Linked DNA regions of Mus musculus: regions 2, 3, 4, 5 and 6 are each linked to region 1. Evidence: chromatin loops called from intact Hi-C (ENCODE). Cell type or tissue: heart. All regions are shown on one strand. Each heading gives the region's core, and the rest is flanking DNA. Links, peaks and the distances in the headings are about the cores only.

Region 1 (5,026 bases), core at 433-4,432:
CCCGGTTTTGGTTTTTATTTCCTCTCTTTTCAAAACAGATGTATTATTTAGAATCAAGGGTTAAAAATTCATTTGGGAATATACATTTAGGAGAAAGGACTACTTGCTAGCAGGGCTTATTCTCAAAGGGTGGGTCTCCTGGAGCCTGCTGGCCTTCCTGAAAGATCTGGGGAAGTGTCTCTGAAAAATCACCTCTGCCTGTAAGCTGTTATTCATTGGCCCTGGTCAAAATGAATATTCCAAATATCTCAAAGCCAGCACTGTTGCCGCTTCAGTGAGAGGGAGAACAGTAAACCTTGAGACTGCAGAGAAGTTAGAATTCAACATCCTGATTTTAATGCTGCTACCAGCATGGGAAGCAATAAACAATTTAAACAGGCAAGCCTAATGTTCTCTTATCACTGCAAACACACACCCCCCAAATGCATTTGGGGTCTCTACTACACTGCTGGTGAAAACAGTCATCAAGATTATGTTTTCAAAATTATGTGTAAGTGGGTACCTTTTGCAAGTCAGTGAGAATTTCTTGCATAACTGAAACATGCAATTCAAGACAAAAGCTTTGCAGTACCACATCCGTTGCAGCCTGAAGCCCTCTATGCTACAGATTCCCAATAAAACGTTAGCAATTATTTTTCCACATGTAATCATTATATCATCGTAGGGGGGTGAAAAAACCTGAAATTCAGGTTCTTAAGTGGGTGTGTTCTAACAGGAATTAAAGACATTTGGAGAAATTCCAAGATTATACTCCTTTAAAGTCACTTCTTCATCCCAAAGCTACTTAGGCTAATGGCAAAGTACCACTCACTAACATTTATGAAATCAATATTCCCATTGTGTTCAACCCTCCAGCCACTTGCCATCCACACCACACCCGCCTGCTTAGAGACAGCCGTGGAGACCCAGAAGCGAGTCCTCCGCCCACCCTGGCCCACTAACGAGCCAAGGAAGTCGCCACTAGCCAGGCGCAAGGCTGTGAGACACACAACCCTGCTGAGGTGGCCTGGACACCCACCTTCTGAACTTGGGGCGGCCCTGACTCACACCCTGTCACATGGCGCGGGAGCCAGGCTGAAGAGCCACCGTTGCCAGGTGTTCAGGCTCGGCACGACCGTTTATTTGCCTTGCAAAGTGACCCGAGCGCTCCTGTGCCATTGGGGGGAAGGCCGGCAACCTCCAGGCCTCTCCTCCCTCACACGCCCACACCCGCCCTGTCACCGGTCCTCCTCACCTGAGTGGGCAGCAGGAGTTCCCCTTCTTCTGCCTGCCACAGCTCCACCACGTTCGGCAAGGGCTCAAACGCTGCACGGACACCAAAAAAACACACCGCGTTTGTAATGCACGGCAAAGAAACGCTTCCTGTTTCCTCGCCCGTCCCCTCGTGCCAACCGCCTGCCCCCAAACAAGTCTCCTTCTCCCCTCGCAGGGCAGGCCACCCGAGGGGTGAGCCGAGGATGCAAATACAATGCCCAGCCGGACCCCGGGGTCCAGAAGATGAGGGCGTGCGGGCTTGGTCAAGACCAGGGCATGAGGCCGCCGCACCAAGCACGGCGCGACCCCCAAGCCACCGGGCTGGGGGAAACAAAGCTGCAGGAAGCCGGGCGCGGCGAGGCACCCGCGCGCCACACAAAGCGGGGGATGCGCCCGGGGCGCAGGGGCCCGCGCACAAAGGCTCCGGGGCGTGCGCGGCTAGCGGTCCCTGAGCCCCACGCTGCCCGCTCCTGGCCCGGCCTAGAGTCGCCGAGGGGACGCTGCGGTCGCAGGGCTGCAGCAGCCCGTCTTCCCCAGCCGCCCGAGTCCCCTTCCTCCGCGAACCCTCACAGATTTCAACAGTTCCCTAAAAGAAAGGGGGGGCGGGGCGGCGGGGACAGCCAGCCCCGACGACGGGCTGACCTTGTCCCTGAGCCCCTCCCGGACGGCAGCAGGACAGCAGGACCTGGAAGACGCCCAGCAGAAGGTTCACGGCAGCGGCCGTGCGGCGGTAGGCGCCGGACTGCGGGCGCCGGAGCCCCGCCATGCTGGTGCTCGCCGCGCTCGCTCGCAGCGATCTTGTTCTCTTGTTTGGTGGCGCCGCGGCCGCCAGGCCGCGCCCCGGGCCCGCCCCCGCGCCCTGGCCCCGCCCCGCCTCCGGGCCCGCCCCCCGCTGTTGGGCCCGCCCCCGCAGCTGTTGGACTGCTGCTCAGCGCCGGCGCGCCGCTTGCTCCCGAGCGCGTGTGCTCCGCAGATAGAAGGGGATGGAACGCGGCGGGGAGCGGAGGGACGAAGACAATGCGAACGCTCACAGCGCGCAGCACGTGCCCGAGGGCCCCCAGAAGCTTGACTCTGGGGGCTGGGGCTCGCGGCCCACGGGGAGAGGGTGTTGTCGTGAACTTTCATGAGGTTCTCTTTGTCGATGACACCCGGGCCACGGTGGGGGCACTAACCCCCCGGGGGGAGGGGTCCTGGGAATGAATCGTAGCCCAGCGCTTGGCCTTGAACAGGATATTAGTGGAAATATTGCTGTGGTTGTCAGGAAACGCGAGTGCAGCCGCACAGCTACTGCCTGTTATGCAGCGAGGATATCCGGTGGCTGCGAGGTCTGTAATTTAGAATAAAAAGCTCTCCCAACACCCGAGAGGCTGACCTCAGCGCCGCGTGGCGGTAATGCGCTCAGCGCCCTCTGTGGAGACGGTCCAAATCCTGACAGGTGGGAGAGCTTAGGTTAGACCTTCAAGAGCCCTGCAGATGGACCTGCAGAATCAGACTGCAAAAGTGAGCCAGCCACTTGCTAAACGTAGTTGAAGTGGAGGGCACAGATCGCCTGCCAGTTAACAATATTAATAAGTAGTGTAAGTCATACTTGGAAATTTATTTTCTGCCTCTGTTTTTTTTTTTTTTAAGTTGATTTGCTGTGTGCAGCAAACGTAGCTCGTATGAAACTCAGAGACTGTGAGCTTCAGGAAGTGATGGTGTACACCTGTCTGCTTACATTGATCTTCTGTTTAATTGCTTCTGGAGCCTTCCAGTCTAGACTATGGGAAAAAATGTAGTCTCATAGCAGGTCAGATGTTGGTCAAGGACAATATGAATGATGGATGCTCTCTTCATAATACCATACTGTGAACCTAATCTCTTTGTCTGGATGTAACTCTAAATGAGGTTAAACCACCTGATTTCTTTGCCATACTTAACACTTGATAAAAGCAAATGTCCACATGGAAATGTCATTTTGCTTTGTCCAACTTGAGCAGCTCCAATTATTTCTTACTCCCCCCCCCCCCAGATTGCTTGGGTGCATCCCTGGCAAGGATGTCCTGTCCTATCCCATTGGACCCTTTTTTTCCTCTTCATTTCACTTCTCTGGGTTTCTATTTGCCCCTCGGATACTGAAATTCCCTCACTGCATTCAAGGGTCTCAGAAAATCGATGGTATGTCCCGGCTATCGCATGCAAAGCTCTTGGTTCAGGTCACAGTACCACAAAACCAACACATGTTTCAGCCCACACTAGGTGTTTCAGTTTTTACTATTTATTATGTAAATATTAAATGTTAATTTTAATGTTAATTAATTTTAAACCCATACTAAGAAAACAAGCAAATATTGACAGGTATAATTTAAAAGTCATGATGCAAAACTCCACCGATTTTTAAATTATTTTACCTTTTTACTAATAAAATCTCACATTAAAAAAGTATCACACTCTCAAAGAGAACTACTTAAAAGACTGAGGAATATTACCGTAGGCCATATTTGAGTCTGCTCTCATTTATTCTCCTACCAAAGGTTTTCCAGGGCAGACTGCTACTTCCGTGTTGGGTTCTTTACAAAGTGGGTAACTGACCGTTATTCACGAAGCCAGAAGCGTGTATCTGCAGTGCCACGAGACTGGAGAAGGATCCAGGACCACACAGCTGTCTTCTTAGATAAATCTGACCCACTTGGCCTTCTCTGGAGGGATGTTTCGTGCTGACTCACGAGCAACAGGAAGGTATGGTCCAATAAGCAGCTCCCATGTTTCAAGGTAAAATTGTTTTCCAAAGACAGCACCTATGTATTTGTGCTGTGTTCCTGCTATCCCTGTTAATGACAGAGCCACAGACTGTTAGAGCTGAGAAATTGAGGAAAATCTTTATTCTTTTTATTTAGCTTCTGTTGTTGTTGTTAAATCTATGTCATAAACTAAAAACAAAAAGCAAAACACAGTAACAAAAAGCTCACCCTCAACTCTGTCTAGTGGCCCAGGCCTATGAACTCTGGTTAACAGTGCTGAGGCAGGAGAATAGAGAACTCTCCAGGCCATCCTAGGGGCAGCAGAGGACATGTAAAGACCACCTAGGCAACTTTATGAGACTCTACCTCAACATTGAAAAGGAAAAGAAGGCTGGGGATGTAGCTCAGTAGCGCCACCCTTGCCCCATTCACAAGACCCTGGCTTTGATCCTCAGCACCACAAAACCACAATGACAATATCAGTTCTTATTTTAAAACATCCATGATGTTAACAATGTTTTTTAACTTTTTTTTTTTAGAGTACAGATGAAAAGCGAGTCTATACACAAATTGTATCTTGACACATCCTATATAAATTTGACTCAAATGGTAAACCCAACAACCCTAATCTAGAGAAGACTAGCCATGCTAAGTCCCAGGAAGTACTGTGGAGATGAGGTGAGATAAGGCATGCTAAACATCTGCCATTAGGTACTCAAGAAATGCTAGAAATTGTACTACAATTTATTCCCATTGTGGAGGTGTGGCATACCTATAAAGTGTTAAATTTGATACTAATAGGCAAATGTGTGAATTAGCTGTTGATTAACATTTCATTTATCATTCCAACCTTGGAATAATTCCTATACATGGAGCAACCTTCTGCTGGCCCATCAATCAGTCTTAGGCCTCACCCCAATGAAATAAGACCAAGAGTTTCACTAAGCCACTGGTATCTAAGCTTCAGCTCTGACTAGAAGGAAATTCCCACAAATAGGGTCGAAACCTACATTCCTGGTATGCAAACTGATTCCTTGATTCAAAGGCACTTT
Region 2 (5,026 bases), core at 629-4,628, 83 kb after region 1:
GCATTATATATCTGTGTACATTGTCTAACAATAAATTTACTTTAAAAAGATTACCAGTGTTTCTAAGAGAGAAATTATTTTATCAGTAAGTATATTTTAAAAATTTCAAAATAGCAAAAACTCTTTGAAGTTAAACATTAAGAAAATTTCAAAATAGCAAAAACTCTTTGAAGTTAAACATTAAGAAAATTTCAAGCACAGTGAGAAAAAATTACCAATAATATTTCCATGATGTTTGCAGAACATGATTTTAATATTTTCAGCTATAAATATCTAACAAATAGATTACTTATTTTAAGATATATATCATTGTTATGTGTCCCTTTTCTTTTCTGATTTCGTTAATTTGGATACTGCCTCTGTGCCTTCTTGTTAGTCTGGCTAAGGGTTTATCTATCTTACTGATTTTCTCAAAGAACCAGCTCCTGGTTTGGTTGATTCTTTGTATAGTTCTTTTTGTTTCCACTTGGTTGATTTCAGCTCTGAGTATGATTATTTTCTGCCTTCTACTCCTCTAGGGTGAATTTGCTTCTTTTTGTTCTAGAGCTTTCAGGTGTGCTGTCAAGTTGTTAGTGTAAGCTCTCTTCAGTTTCTTTTTGGAGGCACTTAGAGCGATGAGTTTTCCTCTTACCACTGCTTTGTGTCCTATAAGTTTGGGTATGATGTGTCTTCATTTTCATTAAATTCTAAAAAGCCTTTAATTTCTTTCTTTACTTCTTCCTTGACCAAGTTATTATTGAGCAGAGGGATTTTCAGCTTCCATGTGTATGTGTGCTTTCCGTTGTTTTTGTTGGTATTTAAGACCAGCCTTAGCCCATGGTGATCTGACAGGGTGCATGGGATTATTTCAATCTTCTTGTATCTGTTGAGGCCTGTTTTATGACCAATTATATGGTCAATTTTGGAGAACGTACCATGAGGTTCTGAGAAGAAGGTATATTCTTTTGCTTTAGGAGGAAATGTTCTATAAACATCTGTTAGATCCATTTGTTCAAAACTTCTGTTAGTTTCACGGTGTCTCTGTTTAGTTTCTGTTTCTGTTAGGCCCTGGTGTGACCAAGCTCCTGGGATCCTAGGAACCTGTGATCCTGTGGTCCTGGGTGTGTTAGAGCCCCTGGGAGTGGAGCTTCTTCTGGGTGTTCTGGGACTGACTGTGTGAGTTAGCGCCCAAGTTCTGCTCAGGGCATCTCTGATCCTATGACCCTGGGTATGTTAGAGAGTCTGGGAGTGGCTTATTTTACTTAGAATGTCTCAAGGATCATCTATGCTGTAGCACTTACCACCTTCCACCTGGAGACAGGGCCTCTTTGTTTACTTCTGCATCTGCTGGGCAGATGTCCAGGAGCTTCCAGGGACAGCCTCTGCCTATCAGTGCTGTGGGTATTTGGGGATCACAGTTATGTGCTATCTCATCCAGTTTTTCATGTGTTCTGGAGATTTGAACTCAGGTCCTTATGAATAGATGGCAAGTGCCTTATACCCTGAGCCACCCAACCCCTTGGACTGATTTCAGTTATTGATATTTAATAAATCTTCACATTTTTATGAATCAAGTTTTTTCCTTGTAGTGCTGAGAATTGAACCTAGACCCTTAAGTATGCTAAATATGCAATCTAAAGCTAGCTATACCCTCAACCCATACGTGTTTTTCATTGTTAAATACTTATGTATTATGTATTGCTCATGCTGTCTGTGAGTGGTCATGCACATCGCAGGTGTGTACAGAGATCTGCTGATAATTCTGTGGAGACAGTGTTCACATCCAACCCTCACATGCGTTCCATTTAGGCTTCTCCACACAGCCTTACTCTCTTGTCTATTCCTAGCAACACCAATGTTCAACTACAGCAACATTGTATTTGTTCAGTTTTCTGACAGGCACAAATCTTACTTACTAAGAAAGAAAAGCTTAGTGATGATACTGCAAGCAGCGACAGGCCACTGTCAATTGCTGGTATCTCCACTCAACTATATTTTTAGTCCTTTATTGGTTTCCTTATTACATGAACTAAAAATTATTGATAAAAATCAAGCGGCTATTGGTCATCATCAATTAGCTAGACAGACACAAACTGACGTTTTTACAATGGGCATCCTCAAAGTGTATGCTGCCCCATTGTCCTAGGAAGTGTGTTGTACTTTTCTTCATTTGTTTGTTAAGATTTAAATTTGGTTTGGGTGCTACTAGATGACAGGCAATGATGCCAGTGAGACTACCACTGAAGTATCTTGAAGTGTTAAAGGTTAGTCAACATGTAAATGTATAGCCTTGAAAATATGAAAATCAGCAAATTTCAAAGTTGAGACTGTTTTATATCTAGTCTAAAATTAAGTTGGTTAGAAAAAAATTATAATGTAGGCAAGTCATGGTTATAAATCAATATAAATACTAGGGAACTGATAGACTCTGTATCTGAATGTGATCAAGTGAAATCATTAAGTCTGAACCATGCATGCCCTGAGTCAAAAGCTCACTTTAAACACAAATGCAGCTGACAGGGTTAATTTTTATGAAATGGCTATAAAATACAGAGCAGCTGGAGTTGCTACTAGAATGTAAATACTAAAATTTATAAAATACTGATGGCCTTTTGGGGCAAATATTGCAAACAAACTGAAATGAGGGTTTTTAATGGCATGCATGGTTTTTGACACTCTGCCACCACCTGGTGGCAGGGCATTAAGGTCTGGCTATTGTGGACTGGGTCTTTTCCAGACTGGTTGATTTATATTTGTCTAGAATGATGCTCACAAGCCTGTATCTCCTGGGAAACACAGAATAGTGTTTGGAGCAGGGACTATGGAATTCGATAACTAGTACAGGGTCACCCTTTTCAACCACACCATGAAGCTCCGACGGCAAAGAAGAGTAATTTCTAGGGAAGTCTGGAAGCCTAGCCTGAAGAGCAAAGCACACAAGAGCAAAGCAAATGGTAAACTTTTTTTTCTAAATCTCTGACAACTTAAAACTAGCATCAAATGCATGCATTTCAACAGCTTTAACCATTGACTGTTTTTCAATTATTTCAAATTGTTTATCAATAAAATACATGCATATTTCCTTCTCCCATCTCTAATATTCCAGTCACCCTATCTCTGCAAACAGTATTTAACTCTTTGGTATCTGACACAACAAGAGATAGAAATAATATTCAACTTAAAAGCACATCTTCATTTGAGGTGGAGGGACAGAGGCTTGCTGCATTGTCCAGGGTGGCCTCTAAATACCCTCCTACCTCAGCCTTCCGAGCAGCTAGGATGCCCGGCTTAAAAGGCTTTAAATACATATGGATGTTATTTGGCAGAATCTCTTAGTTGCTCCTACAAAGCCTTTCACTATTAACAGAGCTCCAATTTCTGTTCAGTCTAGAGTGGTAATGTGCTCTGAAAGAACAGGATGCTCCCAGAACAATCTTTCAGTATAAGCCTGTCAACTCAGACTCTGCCAATGAGACCGAAACAGACGCCTGCCTGGGCAAAGGGGCATGCTGACATTTTCCTCTTATATAAAAGATTCGGGGGGGGGGGGGTGGAGTGGGGATGAACAGGGAGGAAGAGGAAGAGAGGGAGAGACAGAGACAAAGAGAGGGGTGGGGTGGGAGGGGATGGGAAGTCTATTTTCTGGGCACTGTTGAGAGAGGACTTAGGAGTCTCAGTAAGTACTTAGAACCAAACAGGGAAAGTCAAATGTCAAAGGCAGTCTAGATAAAGTGTAGTGCAATTAGCCACCCTTGAGAAGGCTACCTCTAGATTCTTACCTCTGATAATGAATCCCTATTATGGAAGCCAATTTGAATTCCTTTTCTCCCATTTGTTTACTCATACATAAGAATGTCAGCAATAGAGCAAGAGAGGAGAGGGAGACATCTCAGACATTAAGATGCTGTACTGCTCTTCCTCAAGACCCAAGCTGCCTATAACTCCAGCTCCAGGAGACCTGACCCAATCACACCCATATACAAAGAATTAAAAGTAAAAATGCTATATGCTTTAAGAATGTTAATAGTATTTGGTTTTAAGTGAGTTATATACAAATTTATTTTGGAAAAATGCCAATGTGACTATTTTTAAAATATCAGGGCAATGTGAACTTCTGTAGCTTGGAAAATTCTTGCTTGCCAATGTCTCTCAGAGACAGATCTGAAGTAAGCTAACTGGGTAGAAAAAAATAGATGCATAACCTGTAAGACAGACACTACAAATATACTAACCAAGTTGTCTGTTTCTAAGTGCCTGGTGAGAGGGTTCTTAAGGCTAAGGAATGTCAGCTGGGCTCTTCAGAGACTCCATGCAGGTGTATTTAACCAGGAAAAAAGAACCTGTTGACACCAGCAGAGGTCTACACAAGCTGCAATGCAATTTGCAAGCTGAGATTATCTCAGGCAACCAGAATGAATTCAAACTTGAGAGGGCACTCTGTGGCAGTGCATACAGTCTTAATTTGCTGAAGTGACACCATAAACTTGGACAGAATTTACTAAAGTGTGTTTCATGGAACACTAATAGCTCAAGGAAACTGGATAAGGAAGACTTGCATATTTAAAGGCTCCAAGAATTCAAACTAGCTACTTGTGTGAACCCAGGGTTCCAAATTCTTTTGATTACAGAACCTCCTTTTCAGTAACACATTGCATCTGTTACTCAGAATCCTGTCAAGTATAATTCAGGCAAAATGGTAGAAAAATGAAATGATGAAGTTAAAAATACACACTTAATTGTTCCCACATAACATTCATTCCCAAAGCTAAGTTTTTTTTTTTTTTTTTTTTTAAAGTCAATATTACACCAGTGTTCCAATAATCCTGACTGTTTGGTGGAAATCATTTTCACTGCCATATGTTATCAGGCAGAAGGAAAGGGACTGTAGGGCAGGGCAAGACTCTTAGGCCAAGTGCTCAGCACTTAGGACTGAGCCCAGGCTCTGCTGAAGTCAGGCAGGGGCGCAGTGATTAATGTGTTTGTTCAGCACTTCGCAGATCTCTCTGCAGCTCAGTCACTGTGGTACATGCTACCAACAAAAGATGAG
Region 3 (5,026 bases), core at 651-4,650, 270 kb after region 1:
ATTTCATTAACTCTTTGTTGAGCCAGAGAGAAAAGAAAAGAAAGAAAGGAAGAAAGTCAGACACACACACACACACACACACACACACACACACACACACACACACTGGCAGGACCCGACTGTTTCATCAATTTCACAAGTGCACATGCACACCTATATACACATATACCTAGTTATGTATGCATGTTCATACATATAGACATACATTCATAAAGACATACAGTCATATTGTACATACACATAGACAGATGGACAGACCTATATGCATTTGGAGGATGGAGCACAACCCCAACAGTAACACTTTATTTTTTCTCTCAGCCATTTTATACTTTCTTAGACAAAGGTTCTTTGTAAAATTACCTCATAGATAAAGTGTTACACAAAAGGGGAGTTACAGTCGGATGTTGATAGTAAGTTCAAAGCGGTGTTTCATTCTATAAGCTCATTATAAGTTCAAAGCAACAACAGTGTCACATGGCCTTGCTTTATCAGAGTGCACACCCGTGACTTCATCCTTGGACCTGACCTAGAATGAATGCTTTTCCTTGATCATAAATCTGTCTGAAGCCTATTTTTCTTCCTGGTGTAATTGTGAAAGCTCATTGCATTCCTTATTATGCACTTTTTACTTACTATTCTATGAGGAGGGGCATACTCTGTTCTTCCTCATTCTGACTTTATTATATCTTTCTGCCAAAACAAATAAGCCATCTCCTTACACTTTCTTCCTAAAATTATTTGAATCAAGTCAGGAATTCTATAAAGTCATTAACTCATCTAAACAGCATGAATTTATGAAAGTTCATCTTTGTGTTGATCTGCAGGAAATTTGCCCAATCAGATAGGCTGATGCCCAGGAATCGTTGGGCTATGTAATAGTGTCAGGAAAGACATATCAGCAGCAAGAAGCAACCCTGGGACGAAGTCTCTGGGGCTGTGCCTCTCCAGAGTGTCTGCATCACAGCCATGCAAAATGGTGGGCCACCTCAAGGAAACTTACTTGCCATATCTTTCCTAGATGGCTTCTGCCAGTTAGTCATTTCCAGTGTTCAAGGGAATGCAGACAGACAGACAGACAGGCAGACAGATGGACAAGAAGGTTAAGTCAAATGTGAGTTCTGAGTTGAGCTGCAGTTCTCAGTGTGAATTCACGGGGCATCTATCTATCTTGTCTATGAGGAGGAATATAGAAGCAAATCATAATATTCTCCACAAAAGACAACAAGATCCTTGGACCACTGGCTAAATCCCAGCGTAAGATGAGGCTGGACCATTCTATTACACCAAATATGTGTGAGCTACCAAAGACTACCAAAGTTACATCCAAAGGATCCAGAAACCATCTCCAGAGGCTCCACTAACCAAACAAGGAACAGAGCATTAAAATACAGAGTGCCTGTCAGCAACTGCAGCCCCTCAGAGTGTCACAGTCCCATGGGTCATCTTCTGAGGGTGACCTGGAGGTATCTGCCAACTATTGCCTGTAACTAGTCTTGCCAAATTTTGTGTGCAATGAAAATGGTTATGAATTCCACTTTAGAACTTCATGTGGGACCTGCTGGGAATGGCCACAGTACCTGTGCCCCAGGAAGAGCAAATGGTGGGGTGGGACTCACCAGTCTGCTTTATCATGGTACACGGAGCTGCAGTGGGAGGTCTCACGCCCAGGCTCCCTGGGATGGCTGACCATCTTTCCCACAGGTGGGCTTTCTAAAGTGGCATTGTCTGGGTTACAGGATTTCTCACAAGCAGCCCCAGGCACCACCTCTAAGGACACAAAGCAGAATCTATATCTCTACGGGACACAGGTGTAGGTTTCATCCACCATCACCTTCACGTGCTCTACTGTTTAGAGCAGCCGTGTGCAGGCAGATTCAGTGACTGGCAAAAGCCCAACACAACAGGGAGTGTCTGTACTCCCAACCCCCACAGGAATGAATCCATTTTCTTGAAAACTACATAGTAAGAGCAAGAATCTTCTGACTCATACCACTGCGAAGTCATATCCTATGTGAGAGGTGACATTTTGTATAATTATTCTACTGATGATGGAAAATAAAGGACGAGAGCCCACAGGATCCCAGGAAGACAAGCAACTTTACCATTTTTTGCATATCAACTGGAAATTCTTTTAAAGATTTGTTTATTTTATGTATATGAGTACACTGTAGCTGTCTTCAGACACACCAGAAGAGGGCATCAGATCCCATTACAGATGGTTTGAGCCACCATGTGGTTGCTGGGAATTGAGCTCGGGACCTCTGGAAGAGCAGTCAGTGTTCTTAACCCCTGAGCCATCACACCAGCCCTCAAGTGAAATTTTAACGGAGTGAGTTTTTTAAATGTTAAAGTCAGTACTTTTTTCCCTCTATTGCTGGGAATTGACCCCAGGGCCTCGCACATGCTAGATGAATGAACCATTACCAAGATATATCCTCAAACACCAAATGGCGAAATTCAGATATCACCGTTCTGAAGACCTCCCGGGAATAAATAATGAATCTAGCCTTCCAGCATCAACAGTTGATGGCTTCAGAGACAATTAGCTTGATGTGCTACGAGTGGAAGGATATGGCGCCATCTAGTGTCCTGTATAGGGATCAAGCATGCATCTGTTCCAACCCCTGAGGTGCAGGAAATGATGAAATACGGAGGAAGACCAAGACACTAAGAAACTGACCAGTGACCCCTGTGGGTCACTGAGTTGTTCTCTGGGTTCTTTAAGGAATTTCTAAGACCTTCTTGGGCAACTTGGAGAGACCCTGTCTCAGAATAAAAAGTGACAGAGGGATCGGAGATATACCGGGGTGGTACAGTACTTTCCTAACATGTGTGTGGCCCTGGGTCCAAATCACAGTTTTAAAACAAAACAAAACAAAACAAAACAAAACAAAACAAAACAAAACACAGAAAGGGCAGGGCTGGAAAGGAACCAACTGGAAAGATACAGTGTGAAGTTACACGAAATGGAGTGGTACAAGCTGAACTATAGATAAGGCTTGCACATGCGGGCGACAAAATGATCGAGAAACAAGGAAGTGGCCTGCAGTCTGCGTCAGGAGAGACCCCTGCCAGAGGAAAGTGGCAGCTTGAAGACGACCCTGGCAGGAGAGGGGTCTCTAGCTCTTTACTAGTGATGTTGCTCGGCGCACTTGCTGTGTGATTACTCGCAGCATCCTACATTGGGGGATTTCTAGGTTGTCTCTTACAGTGAACCAGACTCTGCGACCTCATTTGCTTCCCGCCACTCTTATCCACTTCTAGAGTCCAGCCAAGAACTTAGCATGGTGACTGTTGGGTCTGGTGACCTGCGAGCTGAAAAGGTCACCAATAAACCTGAGGAGAGCAGACACCTACCAGGTCCTTACTAAGTGTCCAACACTTAACATGGAGCCTCGCTCCTGAGGCGTTCCCTCTGGGAAGACTGTGAGAGACACACTTCATCTTTGACCAGGAGCTGTTAGGGCTGTGAAGGAGATTGCCTGGGGTGTTTTGTAACATGTGTGAATACCTAAAACAGCAGTATGGCTTGGCATTTACAGCAAGTGCTTACCCTATAGAGATTCAAAAGAGCCAGCTGTCTTTATGGAAAGGTCTCCCTCTTCCCCTCCTTTTCACCCTCCCCTCCCTTTCCCCTCCCCCTCCCCTCCCCCCCCCCCCCATTTGTTGAGACAGTATTTCTCTCTATAGTCCTAGCTGTCTTGGAATCCACTCTGTAGACCAGTCTGGCCTCAAACTCAGAGATCAGCCTGTCTCTGCCTCCTGAGTGCTACAAATAAAGCATGCCAGATAAGGGCTTTACATCCAACACACACACACACACACACACACACACACACACACACACACACACACACACACACGGGGTTGGGGGGTGGACTATAATATAAAGCTATAACTTCTTAGGAAACACTATTAAGTAATAGACTCCCTGACCCAAAGTTCCAAATCAAGTCATTTTTCTTAACATAAAAGTTTGTTCTCTGCGTTCAGAGAACATCAAACTTCCTTCTGTGTTCTCTGCCAAGAATATTTAAATATAAGGCCCTTTAGGAAATCTGACATGTACTGAATCTGAGATTAGTGCATTGTCCACAAGAGGGCACTAGTTCTCCAGGATGCTCAAAAAAATCATCTGGCCACAGTGTAGCAGCCAAGAACAAAAGCAGCTAACTCAGCGGTCCAAACTGAGCAGAGAGAAGTATAGTCACAAAACTCAAAAGAAACTTAACATTCAAGCGCTGCCTCCCCTATCTTCATGATCCGGCTGCAGCCTGCCACAGACGTGCTCAGTCAACCCCAGCGTGTGCATGCCTGCATGCAAGTGAGCTGAATATAAAATGAAGTCAGATACTTGAAAGCATATGGTTACTTGTTTCAAAGATACTGTATGCCTGGCATGGGGATTCCACCCTGATGTCTGAAGACTCAGCACTCCAATCTGCATGAATTTCTTCCCAGAATGGCAGGCAGAGGGCCAGCTTGAGCCTGACACAAATCCTGTTTGATGGAGATTCCACCCTAGCTTGTCCCGGCACGGGGCCCGGCTTCCTTTTTTAAAGTTTATTTTTGTTTACCAATGAAGACACACCTCATCCACTCAAGTAGCCCCACCCAAGTTTAATCAGATGGCTTTCACGGTCCATCTTTTAAGAAACAGCAAACACCCAGTAATGCAAAGACAGCAAGATCTCCCAAGAGGAGCACTCTCATGCCAGGAAACTCAAGCCTCTTGTTTACTTACTGGGTTTGAAGATTCTGCTATCAACAGTGTCTTAGTTCTGTGTTTCTTTCTTGCAGCAAGCAGTAGTACTCCAGTCTCCCCAGAGGCAGCTTAGGTGGGGCTAAGTGCCACCCCCCCCCCCAGCCCCCACACACTCCTTGTACCAAAGCAGAAGACAGCAGCTTTGGTCAGCAGAGATAATGCATTATAGCACATGATAAAGACCCAGAAACAGACAAATAATCAGGTCACCCAGTTTGCCAAAGCTTTGCTGCTGGGCTGCTGGGTTTCTTAGGGCTGCTC
Region 4 (5,026 bases), core at 645-4,644, 87 kb before region 1:
GTTCAACTTTCTTCTTTTGTTTTTGTTTGATTGTTTGAGACAAGAGGTTCACTGTGCAGCACAGGTTGGCCTCAAACTCTTAACCTTGGGCTCTGTAGAGCTGAAATGCTGTCCACCCTCCCACCCCCACCATTTCTGAGGTAGGGTCTGGCCAGAACTCAGAGTTCTGCTTTCTGGGTGCTGGGATAAAGGCATCCTCCAACATGCCTGGCCCAAATATGCTTAGCTTTCTAAGGCCTGATTCTCCACATACAGCAGGGTTCAGAACTGGTCAGAAAACAGTGTCAACAAGGCAGCTTTAAGACTTCTAACAGAAGACCTTCTACAGTATTCTAACACAATAACTATTTGAAAGAAGTTTTAAAAAACTGAGGGCCATAATTTCATAAACAGCTTATAATTCCTTAAGATTATTTCTCTATTAATGAATTCAATTATTACTTCATATAATACTGCCAGACCACATCGTTTCTCAGCTAGGACATAAAGCTTGATTCAGGTTACAATCTAGTAGGGGGAAACATCCCTTATCTAAACTGCTCATCCACCCACCTAATCATGCAGGACAATCCGTAGAACACAGCCACTATGGGGACCCCTGACCCTCCCCTACTGTGTGCAACAGTCAGAAGATCAGGGCTACTATGGAGCCCTTAAACTTTTCTATGTTCCCTTCCATATCCTAGATAAGTTTTTGCAGTACCTTTTTTTATTAAGTAAAATGTGCCCTCTCCCTTTCTCCATTGTCTAACTGTGAGGGAAAGTCTCTCTCAAGTCTCCTCCCCGCACTGATTTTACCTCTCCCCCATGTCACTGTCATACTGAACTGGCAGGATCAGCACCCAGGAAGTTAACCATACAACAGCAACTACTTGTACACCCTCCCGCCGGGCTCCAGCCCCTGTTCCTGGCAGGTGTGAGGCTTGACATCGTGCACCTACAGCAAAGGCTGTGCCAGTTCTCAAAGGCTGACTCCTGGTCAGGGCTGTCTTATGACATCACACACCCGAGAACTCTCTCACCACACAGGACAGCAACACGGTCACTGTCAGAGAGTCATCCCTCATCCACATGCAAGTTAGAAAACTACAGAAGACAACAAGTACCAATCATGGTGACCTCTACCAAGGATGGCTTTGCTTTGTAATACTTTTTTTTTTCTTTTGGTTTTTCAAGACAGTGTTTCTCTGTATAGACCCTGGCTGTCCTGGAACTCACTCTGTAGACCAGGCTGGCCTCGAACTCAGAAATCTTCCTGCCTATGCCTCCCAAGGGCTGGGATTAAAGGCATGTGCCACCACTGCCAGGCTGTAATACTTTTTTTTTTACTATGATGTATTAATTGCATTTGTCAGTGGCGTTCAGTATGATGCTTTTACACACTCACACACATACTCACATACACACTCACGCACACACGCATGCACACACATGCGCGCATGCACGCGCACACACACACACAAGCACACACGCATGCACACACGCACACACATATGATCAAAGCCACCCTCCCTCAGCCCCACCCTTTACTTTTCACTCCTCTGGTTTGTTTCTCTTGTTTTGTTACAAATCATAATTTTTGCAATCACAGAATATCTTGAAAACATACTTTTTAGAAATTAGTGTGTCATCGTGTGCAAGTGTGTACACACAGTACAACTGTGTGCCACAGATTCCCTTTAATTGTAATTTCTCTAGCTTTCCCATAATTTTATTCGTAACAATTTATATTTTACAGAGGCTCAAAAACTTCAAGTTCCTTTAGCCTTTCACACAACTGATGGATAATGAGACAACACATGTTTCGAACATTGCCTCAACCAAACAAATCAATAAAACATTCTCTATGTGTGAGAGAATCTACAAAGTCTAGATCTACGAAGGTGTTGAAGAAAATGTTTTTGAAAAACATGTTTCATGGGGTGCAACCCTTAGACAAAAAGCCATGGGCAGTTAGTACCACTGAAGAAGGGAGAGCTGGTCTTCCCCAGGGATGAGGCACTAACTGGTTACCCAATAGCAGGAGGTCAGCTCTGAAAACATATACACACGAGCAACAGTAAAGAGACTCAGCAGGTTGTATGTATACAGTTATGTGTATATTTATATGTATATAACCATAGTAAGACAAAGGCAGTCATAAATTTGGAAAAGAGATCATGAAAGGGTTAGAAGAAAGGGGGTGATAATGTAACCATATTTTAATTTGTTGACTTGACACAAGCTGGCAGGGGTCATCTGGGAAAGGGAAACTTCAAAGGAGGAAATGCCTCATATCAGACGGGCCTCTAGGCAAGTCTGCTAGGCATGTGCCTGGTTAATAACTGATATAGGAGGGCTCAGCTCACTGGGGGCAGTGGCACCTCTGGGTGGGTGGTCCTGGAGGAAGTAAGCCAGTAAGTGACACCTCTCCATGGCCTTTGCATCAATCAGTCCCTGCTTTCTTGCAAGCTAACATAGTATTTACATGCTCTGCCACCAGAGCTACACCATAAGAGCACACTGTCAACCTTGGGCTTACGTGCTTGTCAAACATTTCCACGTGGGCCTCCAAATCTTAGTCTGGAAGGAGCGCTAATATGCGGCTAAGCTGACAGTTCAATTGGTCAAGTCCTTTTTCCACTGTGGAGCTTTAAACTGTCTATTTTTGTTGCCATAATAAAAATGTTGCCAAAAAAACTTATTGGCATTTTCTTTCCTGCATCATGAATATTACAGAGGAAACTCATTATGACATTTACTACATTTGGGGGAAAAAAACTAAAGCAACTCAGGTGTCATTTGCAGTCCTAGCTCTAATCTTGACCTCCAACCTAGTCATTTGAACTCTGAGTCCGTTCCACAATTTCTAAACTAAGAACAATGGCACCTGCTTCGGGTCAGTCTGCTGGAAGGTCGGCCAGCCAGGCGGCGCTGAAAGGTGGAGCTCCTCACTCGGAGGGAGTGACTGCTTAGGTGCTATTTGTAGATCAGCTCAAATTCCCATTGGCTCACCTAGCTATTTAAAACTCCAGGGCCTTCAGTGTACTACACAGAGAGTTGGCATGGACATTCTAGAAGTGGTGGCAACTGGGCCCTGAAGAGCAGGGGGGAACATTACACAATAGGGACCCGATGCCATCGATCTAGGTGAGTCCCTGGAAGAGCAGGGGGACATATCACAACAGGGTATGGACCTGATGGCATCGATCTAGGTGAGTCCCCGGAAGAGCAGGGGGGCATATCACAACAGGGTGTGGGCCTGGTGCCATGCCACAGAGAGCAGCACAGGGCTAACGAGGATCAGGGGAATGCTGAGAAGAGCTTGTGTTTGAACTGGGCCTGGAATATGGAACTAGCGCACTTAGACTAGGATAGACCTCATGAGGAGTAGTGGGTAGAGAGGGATGGTGTGGTGTGTTCTGGGAAGGATGGTTAGCTCGGAAGAGAGACTCAGGAGCTCCAAGGAAGGAGAGACCACTGGACCCTAGCTAGGGATGGCCTTGCATTATAATAAAGCTAAGGAGCTTGCACTTCCCTGTACACAAGATCACGTTAACATAGAAACACACTCCCCAAGATGCATGGGTGCGCATGCACTCGCAGCGTGTGCGCACACACACATTCTATGAATCTCGTTTCACTGAAAACATTTTTAAATCACTCTTATCATCTTAGTCTAATTTACACGTAAAATAATTTTATTTCTTTTCTTAACTCCACCTTTCTCCTTAAACAAAATGAAGCTCCCTCCCTTACAGTGGAAACAGACATCATTTTAAAGCTGATGATACGCTTGTCTCTGTCTAGACATCTTACTCCTAGCTATGCATGGAGCACACTTTCTAGCAAGATCCCACAAAAAATGCACAACTCTGCCTTGAGCACCGGAGAGCTAGAACCCTTTGGAGGAATTATGATATCCTGCACACGACCCTCCACCCCAAGTGAGCACTGTCAGCAGAAGTAAAGCTCCCAGGACAGAACTGAGAAGAAAGACTTTCCCTCTGATAGGAGAGCTGGCAACAAGAGGGCTACAAACACAAGGAGCACAGGGACGCACAAGAAAACAGCCTGAGTGTAGAAATATTACACTAGGGATATGCTCTTAGGAATTCCATAATTACTTCTTTGGCTTAAATTTTGTAGGATTTTACTTCTAAAATTATATACTTCTAGCATATAATAAGCCCTTGTAAACATTTTGAGATTTTTTTTTCCTAGCCATGACAAAGATAAGAGACCGTGAAATACGTGACTTCTGAAAAACGCCTTCAGATGTCTGAACTTAACATCAGTGCTGCTTTCTGACAAGGACCAGTTCTGTCAACAAACTTCAAATCCTACTCAGCAAAAGAGTCGGGGTACTGCAGAGTGTATTCACAGCCCACGTACTAACTGGACCACTCAAGAACTATCTACTGACTGATGGACAGACTGACTGACTTTGGAGAGAGCTACATCCAAGAGGGTCTGACTTGAATGAAGCCACAAATCCCTGTACAGAGAAAAGCAAAGGAGAAACCTACAGCCCAGAGAGGAGAAATGACGACAAAGGGCATGAGGACCACTCGGTGTGGGAGCACTGCCTTTAAGGAGGATCACATGGTGTGGGAGCACTGCCTTTAAGGAGGATCACATGGTGTGGGAGCACTGCCTTTAAGGAGGATCACATGGTGTGGGAGCACTGCCTTTAAGGAGGATCACATGGTGTGGGAGCACTGCCTTTAAGGAGGATCACATGGTGTGGGAGCACTGCCTTTAAGGAGGATCACATGGTGTGGGAGCACTGCCTTTAAGGAGGATCACATGGTGTGGGAGCACTGCCTTTAAGGAGGATCACATAGTGTGGGAGCACTGCCTTTCAGCAGATGGAATGGGCACCTGAGCACATCATACAAAAGAATGAGCACGAAGTCTTCCTCACACCACTCACAAGACTGAAGTCAAACTGGGCAGGAACAAAGATAAACTGCAAAACCCTAAAACATAAAAGTGTCATCATCTTCAAGAATCTTTAAATGAGATACTAAAACTAACTAACCAA
Region 5 (5,026 bases), core at 636-4,635, 120 kb after region 1:
AGTACGTGCATTGTAAAGTTGAACAGAGAGGCAGGGTACTTCTTACAGTGGGGCCTTACATACAGATAAACATGGAGGCAGGGTTATTACATACATCTGAACACAGAGGCAGGTTTAACTAATCTTGGTAACCAAGGAGCAGTCTCTCTAGGGGAGTGAGTGGTCTTCAGGCCATAAACGTGCGCAAGGGAGCAAAGCTAGTGAACATTTTCCACACAGACTGTCAAAACTCGCACTCCTCTTCTGGGGGAAACATAGCCACCTCTCTAAGCCTGGAGCTGGGGGGGGGGGGGTGTCTCTGATGAGGCCATGCATGTCAACAACACAGGTTCACTGGGGTCTTCACTCATTCAAGGCTTGCTCAGCTCCCTACATTAGGACTTAATCATGTGGCTAAATCAGGAGAAAACAGAGCCCACATCTGGGGTGACAAATCCTAATATTTTGGTATTATAAACAGTTTCTGGAAAGTTCTTTACAATCCCCCAGAGGCAAGCAACAAGGAGACTCTAATGTCCCGGGGAGCTCAGTTTCGGAACGCTCTTACTACCACAATATAAACATCATATAAACGCAGCTGAATTGGAGCATGACTTCCAGCATGATTTATCCCTGTGCCTTTTAGGAGTTCTTACTAATCACAGTTGGAAACATCCAAGGTCAGATTTAAAACAACTAATGTAAAATGGACATCATACTGACATTAGAGACTTCAGCAAGAAAGAAAAAGAACGCCAGGCGGTGGTGGCACACGCCTTTAATCCCAGCACTAGGGAGGCAGAGGCAGGCGGATCTGAGTTCAAAGCCAGCCTGGTCTACAGAGTGAGTTCCAGGACAGCCAGAGCTATACAGAGAAACCCTGTCTCGAAAAAACCAAAAAAAAAAAAAAAAAAAAAAAAAGAAAAGAAAAAGAAAAGAAAAAGAAAAGAAAGTCCTCAAAACTGGGGAGGGGTATTTCCTTGTGGTAAAACACAGATGCCTTCAGATTATGAAGGAGACGCAAAGCCATCTGGGGATTACAGGCCTACGTTTGTAATTGTTTACCTGCCAAAGCAAGCCAAATCGAAATAGTAATTCACATTCGGAAAGAGGTCAAAAGTTTAACTTTGACCAGACTAACAGTGAACTTTTTCCTGCTCATATATAAAACTAATAGCAATACCTGCGTGAAGAGTTAAGAGCCATTAAATCCCTTTGGCAGTAGGCAACTGCCCTATAAAGAGGGTTAAATAAGAGGGTGAGGCCGGCACATCAATAATTCCTAGTTCCTTTTAGTCGGGTACTTAAATTCTACAAAGAGAAACATGATAACACCAAACACTGGTAACACTGTTGTTTTGAATCTGGTCCTGGGCTCCTTGGGCCATTGCATGCCCAGGTGGCCCGTCTGTTAGTTTAACCACAAAGAAGCCGTTATCAGTTATAATTACAGCTGGGCAATTTTTTTTTTTTCAAATAAATGCCCAACGACCTGATCCTTGTCCACCCTGTGTGACGACCAAAATTAACTAAATTAAGATATTAAAATCTGGGGTCACTCTAGCGACTCGTTGATACTCTGTCGCCAAAAGTGGAAAGAATGACACAAAACTTTGAAGGTAGTTGAAAAAAAAAAACGATCCAAAGGGCAGAGAGTCATTAAGTCCGAATAGACAACGGCGATTGGTAGTAAACCAGGATTGGCCCGCAGAGAGCAGGGTGGGGTGGGGGGTGGGGGAGGCTGGGGTGGGGGGTGGGGCGTCCTACCCTGCCCTTAAAGGCGGGGGTGCGGGGTGGGGTGGGGGTGTCACTGCCATGATCTAAAGGCGGAGTGATCTGGGCGGCTCCTGTTAGCATACTAAGTACAGTGGTGGGGTGCAGCTGAAAAAGGGGAGCGCCGTGCCAAGCAAGTAAAAGGCCCCGGGTTCTAATTCCAGGAGAACCGAAGGGCACTGAACACTTCAGTGGCCAACTCCGCAGCGCGTGCGCCCTGGGGTTCTCGGTCGGGAGCCGCGGATCGGTCCAACTTGCGGGGCTTCTGGATTCGGTTCTAGAACGCTCCGGTTCGGAACCAGGGCGGCGCAGGCCGCCATCAGGGCTCGGGCGCAGCAGTGGGCGCGGGGCCAACCTCACAAGGCCTGGCCAGGCACAACCCCTGCTGCCGCGGCCCCGAAGCCCAGAGGTGCGCGCGTCGGAGCCTCGCTCTTACCATGCTGCGCGAGGCGGCCTCCCTGTTTGAGTCTGGCGCCAACAACCGCGTGGGGTGGGAAGGACCGGAGGAAGTGCAGGGGAGATGCAACGACCCCTGGCGGCCCTGGTAGGACTGCGGGACCCGAGGGAGGAGCCGAGCCTGGGCGGGGCTTGAGAAGATGGGCAGGGCGGTGAGGGGCGCGGCCTGAAATAATGGGCAGGTCCAGTAGGGGAGGAGCCTGAGATGGGCAGGGCCGGACTGAGACCAGATGGACCAGTCTGGGTTGGGCAGCCTGTAGGCAGAAAGGAAAAGTTGGGGCCTGGCGTGGGAGCTGGAGCAGGGAAGGCTTCTGTTCCCTTCCCGTGCCTCTGGGGTTGCAGAGTTGCTTACTACTTAAGTGTTCAATGTAGCTTTTAGTTTTCTTTTTAAAAGGCAACTTTTGAGTCTTCGCTTTTAAGTGTGTTCTTTTAGCTTAAAAAAAAAAATATGGGGCTTTGGCTGCAAGAAACGAGTACATTTAGAAAAGAAATTCTTTTTCTATTTTATTTTATTTTTGTCTTATTTAATTTTATTATTTGGCTTTTTTGGGACAAGGTTTCTCCGTGTAGCCTTGGCTGCCCTGGAGCTCTCTCTGTAAACCAAGCTGGCCTCGAACTCAGTGATTTGCTTGCTGCTGCTCCCTAAATGCTGGGATTAAAGGCGAGCACCAACCTCTAGCCTTAAAAAGTCCTCTGATACAGAGCGGTGAGAGTGTACAGAGTAGTGCAGGTGTTCTGCATTACAAATGAAACGTAAATATTCTAGTGCTGCTGACTGTCAGACCTTAATAAAGAGTATGTGGGAGCTTTCTAAATTATTTCTTGCAACTACTAGTGAATCTGTCTCTCAAAGTTTCACTAAAACCTTTATTTTATAAGATAGGATAAACGTGATTAGCAAAAATCATCCAAAGCATTTACAAAGGAGAGCAATAGTCGGGGATGGGGGTGAGTATGTATCCAAACCTGCTTGCCATGCTCATACCCTGACAACAGGCATATAGCAGAGATGTTCCTGTCAATTATGTGACACAGAGTTTTCATCACATCCACTTTATTAACGCTTTTCTAGAGTTCTTAATTTGCTCTTTATCACAGTTACTTTTTTAAGTTTTTTTTTCAATCCTAGGTTTTCAGGACAGGGCTTCCTGACAGCAAGTCTCTCTCTCTCTCTCTCTCTCTCTCTCTCTCTCTCTCTCTCTCTCTCTCTCTCTCTCCCTTCCCCCTCCTCCTCTTCCTATGTTATTATTATTATTACAATAAAAATAAGTTTATCCAATCAAGTAACAACTATACAAATGCAAGCAATTTTAGTCATTTTCTTTTTGGTCAACCTATATTAGACCTGAAATCTTTACTGAAAGTTCCCAGGTGATGGTGAAGTGTGGTTGGTTGCTCATCTATGCACATAATTTATGTGTTTTAAAGACTGAGGTCAAAGCACAGAGTCAGTCAAATACTTGAGCAAAAAGTCAACCAATTAGAGCTTCTGTTGTACGGTGAACAGACCAGCTGAGAAGTAAAATGAGCTGTGTCAGTCCCTAGAGGCGTGTGGGCTTATGGAAAGAAACAATCTGAGTGCTGTGTGCTCAGCAGGGTGGGTTAGCCGGGGAACCTTGTCTCTAGAAGGCAAGCAGTTTGCTTTATAATCATCTCGCAAATACCTTTTAAATCCATGCTTTAAAGGAACTGGAATCATTCCTAGCTACTTAAAATACAAACTCTTATGAATGAGCCACAAACATCTTTCCCCAACCTTTCAGACTGTGAGCTCTGAGTCTTGTATGCCGTGGGAGGGAATAGCTGAACAGTTAACTACTTTAAAAGCAAGAGTTTCATCTGCAGAAGATGAGAGGTATCATCTTGTCAAAGATGGGGAACCTTCAGAGCTAACTAGCAGGCTACAATCTGGCAGTCTGTCATATTTCAGCCAAACAGGCCCCAGCCAGTTCTCAGACGGAGTGATGTTTCCTTTCTCTTCTCAGTGGTGTTCTTGTCCCCTATGTGGGTGGGTCTGATTTTGTTCCCGATCATTCTGACAGCTAGCATGCCCACACACTTACTCTTGTTTACCTGGTGTCCCCAATCCCCAGGATGTCACCTGTCAATGATGGCTTCCAACCACTCAGCAGCTGGTGGTGCTGGAAGAATGTTGCCATGCTAGTGGAACAGTGGCTGGGGGGACTGGGACCCCAGTGACTCCAGAGTCTACTAGGCTTCTCCCACTCTAGCTTCTAGCACCCCTAGTAGTCTAGAATCTCCTGGAAGCAAGATCCAGGGTCTCTTTGACTCTACTTCCCCAGGGCTGCGGTCACAAACACACCACCATGTCCAACACTTCATATACATTTTCGGGATGGAATTCAGGTCTTCACACCAACAAAGCAAGCCCTTTACTGAGCTGTAAGTGGTGGAGTGAATAGGTATGGCTCCCATCAACCCTGTGACTGAATGCTTGGCCCATAGGGAGTTGCACTATTTTGTGGATGTGGTCTTGTTGGAGGAAGTGTGTCACTATGGAGGTGGGCTTTGAAGTCTCATACATGTTCAAGCTACATCTAGTGTGACACATAGTCTTTTCCTGCTGCCTCCAGCTCAAGATGTAGAACTCTCAGCTTCTTCTCCAGCACTATGTCTGCCATGATGAGAGTGTACTATAAACCTCTGAAACTGTAAGCCAGACCCAGTTAAATATTTTCCTTCACAAGAATTGCCACTGAGCAGTGGTGGTACATGACTTTAATCCCAGTACTTGGGAGGTAGAGGCAGGTGGATTTCTGAGTTCGAGGCCAGCCTGGTCTATAGAGTGAGTTCCAGG
Region 6 (5,026 bases), core at 346-4,345, 93 kb before region 1:
GCATATACGTGAAATCCAACAAAGACTTACAAAATTACTGCTAGTAAATAATATTCTACTCTGTCTAAAGCAGAGCAGTGCTATGAGGTTGCCAGGGCAGCCTGCTGGCTACATCTGCCCCACTGATCTTCAAGGGCCATTGTGATCTGGCTGGTGAATGGTTAAGGAGTCTGTTCTCCCTCCGTGCGCCCTCCTGAAGCTGCGCATGCGATACACAGTAGCACTGTATAGACAGAGACCATTTCTCATTCAAGATATGGACCAGAGAGAGAAGAATCACTCTTCAGCCAAGAGTACATGGGTATCCATACTCCCAATACAAACTCCAAACAACCTCTCAAAGTAAAACTATGAACAAATCCCTGCACCAAAGACATGAAACAGCCTGCTTCTCTCTATTTCCCTGCTTCTGTCTCCCGACCATCAGTCATGGTTGATCTGGGTGCTGCGTTTCTTACACTTTCGTCCTCCACCCAAGGGAGCTCTGCAACAAGCTGGGCACCTTGCTGCACATGGAGGTCCTAAACCACTCATCATCTTAGCACCACCAGCAGCCCTGGCATTATTCACACCTGAGAAGTCCACTTCACTTCACCGTCTGAGCCTCCATTATAGCCAGTTACACTGGCCTCCTCCATCCCCCCAAACCATGCAGCTCTAGGATGGTGAACCGTGTCCCCAGCCTAACTCCAGTCTTCTGCCTGTTTCTGCGAATGAGGCTTTCCTGGAACACAGCTGGGCACTTTACTTTCTGCACTTTGTCAGCTCTGCACCATATTGATGCTGAGTGCCAGCCTCGCTGAGTACAGAGCCTAAATAAATAACTACACTAGCCACAGTAATTGAGAGAGAAACTTGCGGTGTGCTAACTTCCTCCCTGTACCCTTTCCACTCCACTCTCCCTCCACAAAGGGTGAGTTCACAAGCCAGACACGATGGCCGGCACCTACCATGTGGAGGTGGAGGCAAGAGAACTGCAAGATCAAGGCCCCCATGTCCACACTGGCTACACTGCTCTAGTTGGTATCTTTGAAACTGCTGTTCCTGTAGAGTGAACCCACTTGCTAGCCTGCCTACCACCATCCCCTACTTGCTATCTAATTTGCCTCAGCGTAAATACCCTCAGAAGCCATACCTGAGCAGCCACCCATCACTACACAGGGACACCTGCTACCTAACTCTTTCTAACGTTCCTCACTTGCACGGTAACAATTTGGTCAGGTCTACCTTCTTCAGTAGATCATAAGCACTCAACTCCATGTTCTGCCTAAGGAGGGAGTTGATATATGGCTGGCGAACTGACAGAGGGTGTGCAGTCCACAGACACCACACAACTGGGAAAACATGTGCACAGATGAAGAGCTGCTTGGAACTAGGTTTTTGGTTAAAATAGTTTCCTTCCCTCTAACTTTTCTCTGAATGGATAAATAATGTTGAGCGTTCAGAATGACAATTTAAACATAATTAAGAACACAGTGACCTCATATGATTTACAAGCTGATGTTGTTATTCTTGGTAAGTTTTCACATAGATGATTTTTATAATCTGCCAAATTAAGCAAGATTTGTGTGCTCAGTAAAAGCATAACATAAAGAAACCACTCAAGATTCTGTGCTTCTCTATTCTAGGGGCTTAAAAAAGGAAATGTTTAACTCTGGAATATTCTCTCTCACATACCATTAGCTCTTTTAAGGGTGGGACTTGTGTCTAAATACAAAATTCACTTATGTCTTAAATGCTTTATACATATAGCCTGGACATAATTTCACAAATTATTTTTGTATTAGATATTTTCTTTATTTACATTTCAAATGTTATCCCCTTTCCTGGTTTCCCCTCTGAAAACCCCCTATCCCATCCCCCCTCCTCCTGCTCACCAACCCACCCACTCCTGCTTCCTAGCCCTGGCATTTGCCTATGCTGGGGCACAGAGCCTTCACAGGACCAAGGGCCTCTCCTCCCATTGATGACCGACTAGGCCATCCTCTGCTACATATGCAGCTAGAGCCATGAGTCCCACCATTTGTTTTCTTTGGTTGGTCATACATTTTTAAAGTAATTCTGCCAATGAAAAACATTTGTGTATATTGAACTATCACGTTTGTGGTGTCCTGTTGGGGCTCAAGATTTTTCAATCTTTAGAGTACTATTAATTTTATAAGTTATGATTTAGGGAGACTCAAACTGTAATTTCCTTCTGATAGATTATATTTCAGAACCCCACAAGGGGGAGCTGGAGTATGTCTACACTGCCTGTGAACTGTGTGGATTTGTCAAAAGAAAATTGAAAAGTTGACAGCTCTTTCTCACAATCTTAACTTTAACAGAGAAACTTTTACCAAAATACAAACTATCTGGAACAACAATGAAAATACTGCAAATTCCACTGAAAGAACCCAAAAGAGCAAGCAAAACAGGAAGACTGTCCCCTCCTACCCCAGAGTGCCTGAGCAATTGAGAAAACCAACCAACCAACTAACCAACCAATTCTATATGTTTGAAACGTGCCATTTTACTTTAATAACCTAGAGTATAACATATATTAAGTCTTTACTTAAAGAATGGTAATATTATCGCTTTTAGACATGGAGGAAATGTAGCGTGGAGGGCCAGTGACTTATCAAAGGTCCTAGGGCCAGCCAGCTAGTGGGAGAAGTTATTTTTGTAAACCAGAATTAGCAGAGCTTATTCTTCCTAGGTACATAGAACTTTGGCAGCACAGACGTAAGATTTTAAAAGCCATTTCAAGATACAGCACTCAAGAAAGCAGAAATGCTTTAAGCTACTTTTGTATAGAGCCTGGTGGTTTGTGGTAAAAGGAGAATACGGAACTGGGAGCTGGGATCTGAGAAGTCATCTCCTTCCACTGGCTAAGACATTTAAGAACAACGTGTGAAGTTCTGAGACTGTGTGATGAAATAGGAAATAAAGTGGTGAAGCCCTAAGTCATTTTGATGACTTGTATCAACAACAGCCAGGCACCAGATGAGAGTCAGTCCACAGAATCCCCAGGAGAGTCCGCAGAATCACCCAGACCACATGAACAAAGTACTTGAAACTAGGTTTCCAATGAAAAGCCCCAACTTTACAACCTATTCTTCTTAGCTGCTTTTCACAGCCTCAGATGCTAAATCTTTTATGTCAGCATGCCCTATCAGTAGGAACACAAGCTCTGGACAGGCCATGGGATAGTCCAGCTGGCAGCCCAAACACATGAGGCTGTAACAACTAAGTCTGCACAGCCATGGCCTTGGACAACATGAGAGCTAACCTGGGCCCTGACCTTTGCGCACTCTCAGATGCTACAGCCGTCGTTCAATGTTTGATGACAGCTCAGCTCAGTTATCAGGAAGGGCAGCATGGCTGCGTCTCCCTGGTATTAAACAGTAATTCTGTTTCAATCCTCATCACTACCTTCTGCCCTCCCATGGAGGAAGAGGAAAAAAACAAAAACAAACAAACAAAAAACTTACTTATATTTCCAGATACACTCACAAAACATATGAACAAATGAAGAGCTGCTTGGACTTAGTTTTTTGTTTTGTTCTCAAGAAAGAGGGTTAATCCTTATCATTTCAAAACCAAACCCCAGCCATCCCCTCGTTACTGTTAAGACCCTACCTCCATCCTTAGGAGAGAGTTACTGAATTCACTCTGGCTAGAGTGAGACACATGTGCAAACTACTGGGCACAGAGGAGGGGAGAGGGGCAGTTTACTTCTATGTATTCACTCACAATTAACACACTTCCTTAGTTTAGTTCCACAATAATTTGGATGTTTGTGGAAAGTGGCTCTCCCACACTGCAGCTGTGAGGAGGGACTCCTCTTCCTCACTCCTTCAGTTTCTAAGGGAAATATGTTGTTCCTAAAATACTTTAAATTCTTTTCATCTAATGTAACAATCAGTTCAAAGCCCAAAGGTGGGGGGATGATAACCACATGCCCCCCCCCCTCACCCAGCATACTTGCCAGAAACCTTGAAGGACAAATGCAAGCAATCTAGAGTGAGGTAACCTCTAGGTAATGAGGTGGATCTACCCAAATGCAAGTGGCCCCATTATGCAAACAATTTGGCCTTCCCACTTGAAGGGGTTTCTGGCTCCGCTAGCTGTTTCTCCAGTCTTTGCTCCCTGGCCAACACAAGGTTAACAACTCTGTTTTGTCCTTCCACGCTGGCTCACCAGAATACACTGCTTTTGCCTTGACAGGGCTCAGCATGCTGGGAACCAAGTGTTCACAGGCTGGAAACACCACTCGAAGTCATTCTCTCCTCTTCCTTTCAGTTTGTTTAAAAGTTGGGGGTGGGCATGCGTGTGTGCTGGCCTGGGGCACATGTGTGAGAACCAGAGGTAGACAGCAGGTGCCTGTCCTGTCACCCCACCTTATTCCTCTGAGACAGTCACACACTGTATCTAGAGCTATGCCGGCTGTCAGCAAGCCATCTGCCTGTCTCCATCTTGGTACAGCAGAGGGTTACAACCATTTGTGATGCTGGGGATTTGACCTCAGTTCCTCCAGCTTATGCAGCAAACATACTTACTGGCTATTTTAAGTGAAAAAGAGCTGAGAGCCTAGCTCATAGTGGGAGTGGTCAAAGCCAAAAACACTGGAAGCAAAGCACTTCCCCTGCAATGTAAAGAGTTTGCTCCAAGAAGAAACAGAGCACAAGGCTGATGGCTCCCTAATCTGGGCTCTTGCACCCCTCAGGAATCTGCTGAGGGTAGCTCTTCTGCTGCAAGCAGGCAGCACAGAAGGGAAACCTCAAGAAATAGGTCTGAAGCCTCCAGGGTCAACAGTGAGAAGTGACGGAAGGCTAGCGCACCCCACATCTCAGCCTAGGGACTCTGCAGAGTCTGGACATAATTCAGTTGAGCATCATGAACAAGACACAAGAAATAAACAGACCCACAAAGTGGTAGAGCACGAAAGCAATCCTGCTATGCCCACGGATGCCTGTTCCTTGATAGGCGGCTACTCTCAACTCCGCAGCACCCTATGAGCCTCACGACCAACAGGCATACCTGC

Evidence for each region. A loop is a pair of places that touch in the nucleus more often than their neighbours do. Peaks named below come from ENCODE experiments on the same cell type or tissue, not always from the same donor. Only the 100,000 strongest peaks of a DNase experiment are listed, where the experiment ranks them.
Region 2: it touches region 1 in a loop (2.5-fold over the local background); 11 of 42 quality-filtered maps call a loop at or near these places.
Region 3: a loop joins it to region 1, with 3 times the contacts of the local background. A loop is called at or near these places in 3 of 42 quality-filtered maps.
Region 4: it touches region 1 in a loop (5-fold over the local background); 17 of 42 quality-filtered maps call a loop at or near these places.
Region 5: it touches region 1 in a loop (2.6-fold over the local background); 11 of 42 quality-filtered maps call a loop at or near these places.
Region 6: a loop joins it to region 1, with 6 times the contacts of the local background. A loop is called at or near these places in 17 of 42 quality-filtered maps.

The regions. Positions count from the first base shown.
Region 1 is chr3:84,038,081-84,043,106 of GRCm38, forward strand. Tmem131l (transmembrane 131 like) reads right to left here and starts at 2,081. Exons shown (of 35, transcript NM_172681.4): 1 at 1,897-2,081; 2 at 1,235-1,305. The coding sequence starts at 2,020. Gm30352 (a long non-coding RNA gene) reads left to right here and starts at 2,141. Exons shown (of 4, transcript XR_867387.3): 1 at 2,141-2,831; 2 at 3,768-3,972. In heart, for the core only: CTCF peaks have their summits at 2,000 and 2,651; DNase peaks (open chromatin) are centred at 1,271, 2,241 and 2,601; H3K4me3 peaks cover 2,543 bases; H3K27ac peaks cover 2,088 bases.
Region 2 is chr3:84,120,990-84,126,015 of GRCm38, forward strand. The region is part of intron 4 of Mnd1 (meiotic nuclear divisions 1); the gene reads right to left. Among named protein-coding and RNA genes, the nearest start is that of Mnd1, 32 kb to the right of the region's middle. In heart, for the core only: a CTCF peak has its summit at 2,666 (motif pointing left); no DNase peak of the experiment used is centred there.
Region 3 is chr3:84,310,619-84,315,644 of GRCm38, forward strand. No RefSeq gene overlaps it. Among named protein-coding and RNA genes, the nearest start is that of Trim2, 53 kb to the left of the region's middle. In heart, for the core only: CTCF peaks have their summits at 2,602 (motif pointing left) and 4,098 (motif pointing right); DNase peaks (open chromatin) are centred at 2,613 and 4,163; H3K4me3 peaks cover 265 bases; H3K27ac peaks cover 494 bases.
Region 4 is chr3:83,951,128-83,956,153 of GRCm38, forward strand. The region is part of intron 7 of Tmem131l (transmembrane 131 like); the gene reads right to left. Among named protein-coding and RNA genes, the nearest start is that of Tmem131l, 87 kb to the right of the region's middle. In heart, for the core only: a CTCF peak has its summit at 2,888; a DNase peak (open chromatin) is centred at 2,934.
Region 5 is chr3:84,153,474-84,158,499 of GRCm38, forward strand. It overlaps Mnd1 (meiotic nuclear divisions 1), which reads right to left and starts at 2,313. Exons shown (of 8, transcript NM_029797.3): 1 at 2,189-2,313. The coding sequence starts at 2,191. In heart, for the core only: no CTCF peak of the experiment used is centred there; a DNase peak (open chromatin) is centred at 2,338; H3K4me3 peaks cover 1,476 bases; H3K27ac peaks cover 922 bases.
Region 6 is chr3:83,944,804-83,949,829 of GRCm38, forward strand. All of the region lies in intron 7 of Tmem131l (transmembrane 131 like), which reads right to left. Among named protein-coding and RNA genes, the nearest start is that of Tmem131l, 93 kb to the right of the region's middle. In heart, for the core only: a CTCF peak has its summit at 2,222 (motif pointing right); no DNase peak of the experiment used is centred there.